3 separate regions of the Homo sapiens genome follow, and regions 1 and 2 are each linked to region 3. Evidence: chromatin contacts called from ENCODE Hi-C data. All regions are on one chromosome and are shown on one strand. Each heading gives the region's core, a stretch centred on a gene start or an enhancer-like site at or near the end of the contact. The rest is flanking DNA. Distances are from core to core; before and after follow the strand shown. Region 1 holds the start of SMAP1 (small ArfGAP 1). Region 2 holds the start of ZNF451 (zinc finger protein 451). Region 3 holds the start of PTP4A1 (protein tyrosine phosphatase 4A1).

What was found. Hi-C counts contacts between places; a loop is a spot of excess contacts on that map. Pooled maps may share reads with other maps.
Region 1: a loop to region 3 is called in a map of CD4-positive, alpha-beta memory T cell, with 10 times the contacts of the local background. The contact joins the promoter of SMAP1 here to the promoter of PTP4A1 in region 3. A Hi-C loop is called at or near these places in 2 of 168 maps with a recorded cell type or tissue (CD4-positive, alpha-beta memory T cell and naive thymus-derived CD4-positive, alpha-beta T cell) and 6 of 50 pooled maps.
Region 2: a loop to region 3 is called in a pooled map, with 13 times the contacts of the local background. The contact joins the promoter of ZNF451 here to the promoter of PTP4A1 in region 3. A Hi-C loop is called at or near these places in 9 of 50 pooled maps.

Annotation. Positions count from the first base shown.
Region 1 is chr6:70,666,128-70,669,322 of GRCh38, forward strand. SMAP1 (small ArfGAP 1) reads left to right here and starts at 1,756. Exons shown (of 11, transcript NM_001044305.3): 1 at 1,756-2,014. The coding sequence starts at 1,897. RefSeq lists silencers at 1,538-1,937, 2,088-2,317, 2,438-2,497.
Region 2 is chr6:57,088,522-57,091,971 of GRCh38, forward strand. It overlaps ZNF451 (zinc finger protein 451), which reads left to right and starts at 1,667. Exons shown (of 15, transcript NM_001031623.3): 1 at 1,667-1,753; 2 at 2,290-2,373. The coding sequence starts at 1,733. RefSeq lists enhancers at 1,336-1,485, 1,353-2,235 and a silencer at 1,656-1,725.
Region 3 is chr6:63,571,194-63,574,306 of GRCh38, forward strand. PTP4A1 (protein tyrosine phosphatase 4A1) reads left to right here and starts at 1,287. Exons shown (of 6, transcript NM_003463.5): 1 at 1,287-1,526. It overlaps LOC124901228 (translation initiation factor IF-2-like), which reads right to left and starts at 2,375. Exons shown (of 2, transcript XM_047419610.1): 1 at 2,339-2,375; 2 at 1-2,237. The coding sequence starts at 2,375. The coding sequence ends at 1,492. It overlaps LOC128125822, which reads left to right and starts at 1,287. Exons shown (of 2, transcript NM_001415059.2): 1 at 1,287-1,526. The coding sequence starts at 1,488. It also overlaps a transcript of LGSN not described here. RefSeq lists enhancers at 273-1,010, 1,011-1,746, 1,071-1,365, 1,747-2,482, 2,419-2,788 and 1 more and silencers at 1,029-1,448, 1,749-1,878.

The sequences.
Region 1 (3,195 bases), core at 506-3,005, 7.1 Mb after region 3:
CTCAGTCTCCTGAGTAGCTGGGATTAAACAGGCATGCGCCACTACACCCGGCTAATTTTGTATTATCAGTAGAGACAGGGTTTCTCCATGTTGGTCAGGATGGTCTCGAACTCCCCACCTCAGGTGATCCGCCTGCCTCGGCCTCCCAAAGTGCTGGGATTACAGGCGTGAGCCACTGTGCCTGGCAAAAATCTACAGGTTTTCTACTGTCAATTTGCATCAAGGCCAGACTACTTTGTCTGGCTTCCCAAGTCTTCCATAACCCTATCATAGTTTACTTATGCAGCCTTATCTCAAAAGTAGTACCTTTTGTTCCAGTCTGTTTTCCAAGGTACTTCAGGTCTTCATGCTTTTGTGCAAGCTGCTCTTTCTTAATATCTCCCTCCCCAGTCCCCATCTAAATCCAGCGTATCTTCAGGACAAGGCTCGTAAGTTCTACCTCCCACATAATGTTTTTTTCTGTTCATTGGAACTCACCAATATCTCCCTAGTAGTTATTTGTCAGAGCTATGTAGTATAAGCTCTAATTTGTTTAATTACTGAGCATCTTCATTGCCATATCCATTCAATTTAATTCCAGAAACATTTTTGAGCCCCTGTGCCAAGAACAGGGCTAGGTAGCAATGAGGGTCACTTTTATGCAGGGACAGGGGCTAGAAATTGGCCTTACTAAGAAGTGTAAGACCGACTCTTGCTCATTGCCTTTCTTAGCATCTGCTTCATCGCAGGCAAGGACTGTGTTTATTTGGCTTGCATAAGCCCCATATTAGAACTTCCTCATAATATACAACATGCCAAATCATCGAAACTGCGTCACCCGGAGTTCAAACTTCATGAGCCTGGATTAGGGTCTGGGTTCCAATGAAAAGTGTTTTCTTTAGTTCTCTTTCTCTTGCATTAAGGATCACTATTTACACAGCTTCTTGTTAAAGTATCACCGCCTAGTACTTGGGTTCCTGGTCACACTTTCCCCCTTATGGAAGGGCTTACTGCCAGGTCTTTCAGACTCTGGAGCCAGACTGCTTTGGATTTAAATCTCAACTCCTCCACTAGTAGTTCTGTAATCTGGTCAGGTTACTTAACTCCTCTATGCCTCACTTTCCTCCCCTGTGTAATGAGGATAACAATATCATAAGGTTGGGGAAAGGGTTAAATGAGCTAACAGTTCGTTTAACAGAGTAATCACTCAATGAAATGTTATCCCCTAATACATGTCACTACTAGATTATTTCTCGCCCTTAAAATGTAAGAGACCGTTTTTCCTCTTTTCTTCCATCCGTGTCTCCAGCTTCTAAACTGCAGGCGAATAAACCTCGAATGAGTAAATGAACCCACCCAGTCGCTAGTTATTTCTGCATTTCCAATGTTGTGCCAGCAAGAGCAAAGGCAAATGGGCAAGTCAAAGTAGGCTTCTTGTAAAAGGTCTTCCATTACTGGGTTTTACTAGAGGCCCTTGCGGACCATCACATCTCAAAAGGGGGGAAAGCTCGTATGAGGCAGTGCCAGCTACCTTTCGGGAATCACCTTGGGCAGAAGGCCTTTTTGCAAAAAGACTCGGCAGCCCGGGCCCCGTAGGTTCGGCGCATGCGCAGCGCGCTCGGCGCCCGGGTTCCTTCCTCCGCGCCACCCGGAAGCCTCGGCGCGACCCAGTCCCCCTCCCCCTCCCCTCGCCGGCTAGGGTGGTGCGTGCCGGCAGGCCGGTCAAGGAGGCGGGACACGTCGGCGCTACCACCGCCACCGCCGCCGCCGCCCCTCCTCCCGTTCCAGCTGCCGCTGCCGCTTCCTGGGCTGAGTCCGCCCGCGGTCCCGGCGGCGCCAGGTGCGTTCACTCTGCCCGGCTCCAGCCAGCGTCCGCCGCCGCCGTAGCTGCCCCAGGCTCCCCGCCCCGCTGCCGAGATGGCGACGCGCTCCTGTCGGGAGAAGGCTCAGAAGCTGAACGAGCAGCACCAGCTCATCCTATCCAAGCTTCTGAGGGAGGAGGACAACAAGTACTGCGCCGACTGCGAGGCCAAAGGTAGCTTGGACGTCGTCGCTGCCCACGGTCGGGGCCTCTTGCGACCGGTGACCTTCCCGCCGCTGCGGCGCTCGGGGCCCGAGCGGACGCCTCGGCTTCGCTGGCCGGCTCCTGCCCTGACTGGAGGGCGGGTGGCTGAGCGGGCGGGCGCGGGGCTCCTGTCGACCCTCAAGTCCGCCAGAGGCGGCGGCGAGGTCAGGCCCGCAGGCCCTGTCAGTGGCCCCAGCCTCCCCTCCTCCCAGACACGGGTTTGAGCAGGTGCCAGGGTAGCGATGCTCGGACCCTCCACAGGGCTGGGGGTAGGAGCGAGGCTGGGAGCGCGGAACCGGGCACGGGTCTGGGCAGAGCTTAGGGTTAGAGAGTTGCCCTCCTAGCTCTGCTCATAGCTATCTCTGTGGGTGGGGCCGCGCTTAGGTCTGGATCCCCTCCTCTACCCTCCGGTGTGACCACGTCCTCCCACTCCGGGCTCGGATTCTTGGTCTCCTAGATGGAGCCCTACCTGCCTGCCCACCTGACAGCTTTTGTACAAGGCTTTTATCTCTGCTTCCTGAAAAAGAGTATGGTGGTCTTTTTCGGTGGGTTTGAGTTTTACGGAATAAATTAATTGGAGAAAGGTCTTTATTAGTAGTAGTATTGTTTTTTAGTCTGGTTATTAGCCAGAATGAAGAGGAATTTCATTACATGAGTCTCTTGGAGGACGGTGGGTTTGTATTTCTGAAGATTTTAGTAATTAGGTTTTCTCTGACCAGCTAGTTTGGGAGAATATGTGGACACTGATTTGTGTACCTCATAAATGCTGAAGGTTCATTTTAAAGATCTAGAGATGGAAAAAACCTAATTTTAGTTTTTTCGGTTGGAGGGCTTCTGCCTCAGCCTTTGAAACAGATATACTATTTTTAGCTGCTATGTTTTGTGTTTGGAGATCTGATTTATGTTTAATGTCTTGTAAGTAATCTCAAGGGAAATATTTCTTTTTTTTTTAAAGAAATGTCTTGTGTAGTTAAGAAAAGATCGTGTATATTTTTAATTGGTTTATTTCGTTATTGGGTGAGAAATAGGGTAGTTCTCTAAAGCAGGAGACAGTCTCTTTGGGGAATGTCCTTTAAGATTTCTGTGTTATTTGACTTAGACTTTTCCTGAAGCTTTACTGTTCTATCTCAATACTATATAAATGAGTCACA
Region 2 (3,450 bases), core at 417-2,916, 6.5 Mb before region 3:
AACTACAGTTACTGAGTTGTATGGTGTGAGAAGTTTTTGGGTCTAGCCACATACTGCTTGTTTTCCAAGAATTTTACCCATTAACTCCTGCCTCAACTGATTAAATATTAGAGGACACTTTCACCAGCCCACTAGGAAGAGCTTTTAAATACAAGTTTTGCCTACACATTAACGTTTTAAAAATATTTAATTTACACACAGCTTTTGAAGAACTCCCCATGCACGTCTGTCATTCTCAATTGGCTTCCACAAGTCTCAAACTTACTAGGTAGAAAGTAACTAAAGTCATAAAGCACTTGGTGGAAATGCAGGAAATGTCAAATATTAAACAATAATTACTACAGGCTTAGGCAATCAGATGGTAGTTTTGCATACAAACAAAAACAGGAATCTGAGATGTTAAATAATTTGTGTTTTTTTTTTTTTTTTTTTGAGACAGTGTCTTGCTCTGTCACCCAGGCTGCAGTGCAGTGGCATGAATTTGGCTCCCTGCAGCCTGGATCTCAATCTCTCGGCCTCAAGCGATTCTCCTACCTAAACCTCCTGAGTAGCTGGGACTACAGGCAAGGACCACTACGCCTAGCTAATTTTTGTATTTTTTGTAGAGACGAGGTTCCCTCTTATTGCTCAGGCTGGTCTCGAATTCCTGGGTTTAAGTGAACCGCCCGCCTCGGCCTCCCAGAGTGTGAGGACCCGCCTGGCCTAAAATAATGTTATCACTTAATTCTTTTCATAAACTTTATTGACAACGATTGGTGTGTTTTTTTAAAAAACCTTTTTAAATTTTTGGTAAGGTATTACCTGAGAACAGATTAAATGCATAGTTGAATATAAAAGATCTATTTTATAGACTGGTTTATGAGTGTGAACACACAAAAGGTTAAAAGGTCAACCTTACAGCAGTCTATAAATAGATCTCTCATATTCTCTCAGTATATCTGAGAATATTGAAAAAGTGCATTTCAAAATCACTGGCTAGGGTTTAGTGATAGTTAGGTAGACCTCGGTTCCCTTTCCTATTGGGCCCTGGATTTCCCATCCCTATTTTCTTCCTCAGGTGTATTAATACTGGCAGGGCCTGGGAGACTGACGCTAGGGAAGAGGTGTGTAATGTAAGGATACTTCAGATTCTTTCCTGATCCTAGGATTCAGCTAAACCTCCACATAGCCCCTGTCCTCAAAAATGAGTAAATACATAAATTTAAAAATGAAAGGAAAAAAAGAGAAATCCGTTCCCACCACCCACCTTCAGGGCTAAAACAGAAAAATCAATGAGCTGCGCTTCACAACCATACCAAAACCAAACAAATACCAACTCAAACCCTCCTTCACATCCTCCCACATCTTCCCAGTGCTTCGCTATCTCACAGGACCCAGCTGGCCCCTGGCTTCGCCCCACCCACTGCAGCTGGCGTCTTTTAGGCGCATGGTTCTTTTCCTCTCCGGCGAGGGGCGGTCTCGGGGCGGACCCGAACTACAATTCCCAGCATCCTGCGCGGCGCGGGGAAGGAAGCCCGGGAGTGAGAGAAAGCGGCTCCGGGGGCATAGCGGGCCAGTAAGGGCCGCTCCTCCTTTGAAGAGGTTTTGCGTCTCTTTCCGCCGGTGGCGTCGGCGCTCACGCAGGGGCGGGTCCCGGTAGCGCCAGGCGGTGCAGGGCGGGAAGGGGATTCGTGGCGACGGCGGCGGCAGGGACAGCAGGAGCAGTGGTGCTGTCAGCGCGGCCGTCGGAGACATGGGAGACCCGGGGTCGGAGGTGAGTAGTCGAGTGAGGGTCCTGGCGTTCTCAGAGGCGAACCGCGAAGGGTTTGTGTTTTCTGCGGTCTGAGGCCTGGTGCTCCGTCGCAGCCTCGGGGCGATACCTCTTCAGTGTCTTGGGCCGAGCCCAGCTCTGGGGCCTGGTGCGTGTCTGAGCGAGGAACCCGCAGCAACAATGGCCGCCCGGCCCCCCGCACGGGCCCTGGCGTTCGTTGTGGCCGCGGCTGGGCCAGTGGGAGCGACGTTTTAAGGCAGGATTGCCCTTCGGTGTTGAGCTTGCGTTCCTCCTGGAGTAGATAAGGGGAATTGTGAGAGGCTGGTAACTAACGCGTTTTCAGCGTTGGGTCCCTGCAGCTCCGCACACTCTGTGGCAAGAGCCAGAGCTCGAGTTCCGTTCCTAGTCGGGTTTCCGTGAAATTGTGCTCAGTTCGTTTTCCTCAAGAGCTCTCTGTCTTTAATTGTTCCTTTCGGAAACGCTCTCTTCCTACACGAATGTGGCTGAACAGATAAGCATGTTTTGGCTTGTTTTTATAGATAATAGAATCTGTCCCTCCAGCTGGCCCTGAGGCATCTGAGTCAACAACGGATGAAAATGAAGACGACATTCAGTTTGTCAGTGTAAGTAGCAATGATGATTGGGGTTTTCCCAGAGTAAAAGACTATGGTGGGCCATTATGTAATGTTACCTCACCTGGTCATTTAATGTTCATGAGTGTCTAATACATACTAGACACTGGAGCATGGCGCAGGATTGGGAAATTTACCAAAAGAGCTATCTGAGCCACCCCCGTAGCCATCACAAAGAGCACGTCCTAAAGAACGTGCTGTACACTTAATCTCGCCCCCTGCCTTTCATTTAAACTTAAGATAAAAACGCTGGTGTCTAAAACGCTGTTTTGAAATGGAGCAAGAGTAACTTCTAAAGGCGACACGGAGGAAGGAGCTGCTAATGATGAGCAAGGACGTAGAAAACAGGAAGGGTTGTGAGAGCCCAGAATCTTAGCGTTATGGTGCTTCTAACATGAAGGCAAATAGCTTGAAGATTTCTCTAACCTCTGAGATCATCATGTTACGGCATAGTACAGTTGATGCTCATAATGAAGAATCCTACATCACTGGGAACATGCTCTATTTTTCTGAGTTTGTTCCCTTTGAGACAGTAGTTTTCAAGCCTTAGTAAGTATAAACAGGCAGATTCCTGGGCCCCACTGCAGACCTACCGAATCAGAATTTCCAGGCGGGGGCCTAGGAATCTTCATTTTCAGACAAGTGCAGGGACATAAGGATTTCTGAGCACACTTTGTACAGCATGGGTTTCCAAAGCAGAAGAGAGTGTTTTATGATGTATTTTGGGGTGATTTTCTTCCATAATTATTGGAGTTTTAGAAAGGCTTTGCGTAAAGTGGTATCTCAGCTCGCCAGGCAGAAAACGGTTCTGTCCCCAACTCGTCTTTTGGAATGCCGTAGTTAGTTGCAGTTTGGTATTCAAGCTGTAGAATTTTTCGTTGAGTGTCAGATGTGCATTTATGGTGGATGCTGGGAAACCTTGTAAAATTGGTTATTAAACAGTTTCTTTCCCAGCATTAGGGCCATTTTGGTAATTCATTTTTGTATGGTATTTTAATAGATTTGTTTAGGAGTCCTTCACAAGATTGTTTTATTGAATTTCTTTCCCTTTACCAGTGTATGTTGTAC
Region 3 (3,113 bases), core at 37-2,536:
TACAGAGTTAAGAAAGTTGAATAACTATACAACCAGTCTCTAAATAGAAGTTCTAATAAATCCTAAGATGTTGCAGGGCACTGAAAGAGGACAAAATTTGATCCCTAAAGCCCTCTCCAATCTCATACTCGGTGAAAATAACAAACAAAAGGCTTCAGTGTTAGTGGAAAACTGAGTTCTTAAAAAGCAGGTAAAGGTCCTGTTTGGTCCTTCTCCAGAGCTGAGGAGAAAGGGTTTTCAGATTATAAATAACAGAGGTGCCCTTGTATGGCACAGAATTGCGATAAGACTTTACTTCTTAGGGGCTTAAATAATGAAGTCAGTAAAAGAGGACTGAAAACGAACATAAAGAAGAGCTTTAGCTTTGACGCAAAGAATTACATCAGTGCTTGACAAAACCGAGGATTCTTAATTTCTAAAAACGCTTTCTTTAAGCACTTCCTAACCTTTCATTATCTGAGACAACATATCAAGTGAGCAGCAGTACAAAGGATGCATGTGATTTCGAAATGCCACAATTGAGCCAACTGCAGTTGCACGCGTACGTAGTATAGAGAGGTGTGATCAAAAAAAGAATATAGGGAGCATAGGGCTTCGTCTGCATCAAAAGATACTCTCCCCATCTTCTATAGCCTTAAGTTTTGCGAAGGTAAGTTTCTCCCCGCTTGAAAGCGCCCCCAGGGACAAGAATTCATCTTGACCAAGCCTAAGGCCGTGGCATGCAAGGTGTTGAGTCACCGGGTACAGCGGTCTTGCGACATAAATATTATTTGATGACGAAGGTACTCGGGGCCCAGGTGCCAAGGTAAACCACTGGCAAAGATGACCGTGGTTAAGGCAGTAGAAAGCAGGCTCGACACTGAGACGCGGTTCCAGCCCTAGAAGGATTGCATTTTACGATTCAGGCAAACTTCGAGTCTCCTCATGTGACATGTGTGCACTCCTGGACCGTTTTAATTATGAGAAACGTGGTTTGCAGCATGATTCCTTCCAGTCGATAAATCGGAATCTCTCTCGCTCCCACCCCTTCTTAACTTCAGGCTTCCTGCATCCCGGAGCACTCCCGGCAGCCCCTTCCCTCCCCCGCCCCGGGGATGCTCCGACTCGGCGCTTAGCCATTCATCAACCGGTTCACACCGGCGGCGGCCGCCGCGGAGTGACGTCCGGAGGGGGCGGGCCTCCGCCCCCGCCTGTCGGCTCCTGGCCCGCGGTTCCAGGCCGCGATTGGTGGCTGGAGGGTTGCACGTCGCGCCGGCTATAAAGGGGAGGGCTTGTGACGCAAGGGCGCCTCGGCGCGTGTATTGGCTCCTTCGGCTGCGGGCCGGCTCGGCTACGCGCTCTGCTCCGAGCCGCTCACTGCATGGTAGAGTCTGGTGCCCCCGCCGCCGCCTGCATCGCCGCCACCGCCGCTCCGCCACGACCACCGCCGCCTCCTGCCCTGCAGCCACCGCCACCGCCTGTGTCGCCGCCGCCTCGGGACCGGCTGTATGATTAGGCCACAATCTTCAATGAGTAAACATATTCCTGTGAGTAGCCGTCGCATCGTCGCCTCTCGGGCTGGGAATCCACGACCGGCCCCCCATCCCCGCTGTCGCCTTTGTTCGGAGCCCGGCGTCTCCTCCAGGTTGCCCCGGGTTGCGGTTCCGGTGGGTCCCGGGTGGGAGCGGGCGGGTTATGGCCCTGTGGCCGGCCGATTGCGGCCGGCTGTGCGGAGGCAGATGCCGGGCCCCTCGGGGCTGCGGGGTGGCGGTTGGCCGCCGGAGGCACCGGCTTTTGAGTCCCTCCCGAGCCCGGAGCGACGGGGGCGGCGCGGTCCGGCTTCTGCGGCGGCCGGGGGCAGTTTCGGCTTCCGCAGCGGGCCGGGTGGGTGGCACAAAAGCCGCTTTGTGACCGCCGCCTCCGCCCTTGGCCCTTTGGTCTGGCGCGACCCGTCCGGGCATGGCAGGCTCCGCGGCGTCCCGGGGCCTCTTTGTTCGGCCGGAGGAGAGTGGCTGCACTGGGAGCGGGAGACGTGGCCCGGGGTGGGGCGAGGGCTGCGCGTGTCACTGCGGAGCCGGATACGGGGAGGGCGCGGCGGTGGCGGGTTCGCCTCCAGATCCGGGCGGGCGTGGGGTAGGCCGGACAGCCAGGCACGGGTGGTAACGATCTGGTTCCAGAGCTTCTCGGAGCTCCGGGGTGGGCGCGGGACAGCCACTGGGTGCAGCTACACTCTTGTGCTCGACGGCCGGGACCCGAGCCTCAGACAAAATGGCCTCGGCGCCCGCGCCTGACTGAAGGCGCGGCGCGAACCCGTGATTGCGGCGCGGAGAGGGGGCGCAGCGGGCGTGCTCGGGCGCACACAGCCGCGTGCGCGGGGCGGCGGCCCTCTGGGGCATTCCGCGAGCTGCACCCCTGCCCGGGCCAGAGTGGGGTTCTGCTAGGTGAGAACTTCGGCCGTCCGCCCCGCCCTCCTCCCAGGCTCCACCTGGTAATTCGAGCTGTTCCGGATTTATCGCCCCACCTCGGGCTCGTGATAATGGGAACAAGTCTAGTCTTGTCCTTTCTCTGGGCCAGTCGTCGAGAAATGGCCTGGTTCGGAGCGTCTTGGAAACTGACAGGGCTACTGTTAGTTACACTGACGCGAAGGACTTCCCGTCCGGGCACCAGCATACATTTCCCCTGCCAATTTTGGAAGGGCCCTGGATGGCGCCTTTTAATCGGGGACTGTTTAGAACTATCCCTGAGCTCTGTGGTGTAATATGTTGTTGCCTCCTGTTGGTTTGTGGCAGCAGTAGCCAACCAGAGACGGAATTCTGAGGGTTTTTTATCTTCTGTCCGCGGAGCCCCCTACCAGTCCACGAGTATTAAGTTATTTACACTACGATTGGAACTGTTGACCTGCCCGACATCTAGATCCTGAGGCAGTGCTTCCTGTTACTCAGTCAGTTGAAAACTAGAAAACTAAATCATTCCCAAGAGTGAGCAGCATTTTACACATGCTTTCTTAGGTGCCCTAAGACCTAAATAGATGTGGAACAGACTATACAACGAATTGTTTGTGACAAAGGAGTTACACACATTAATTGGCTTGACTCTGCAGTATAATAATGATTTAAGCTTCTGCACAGAGATTA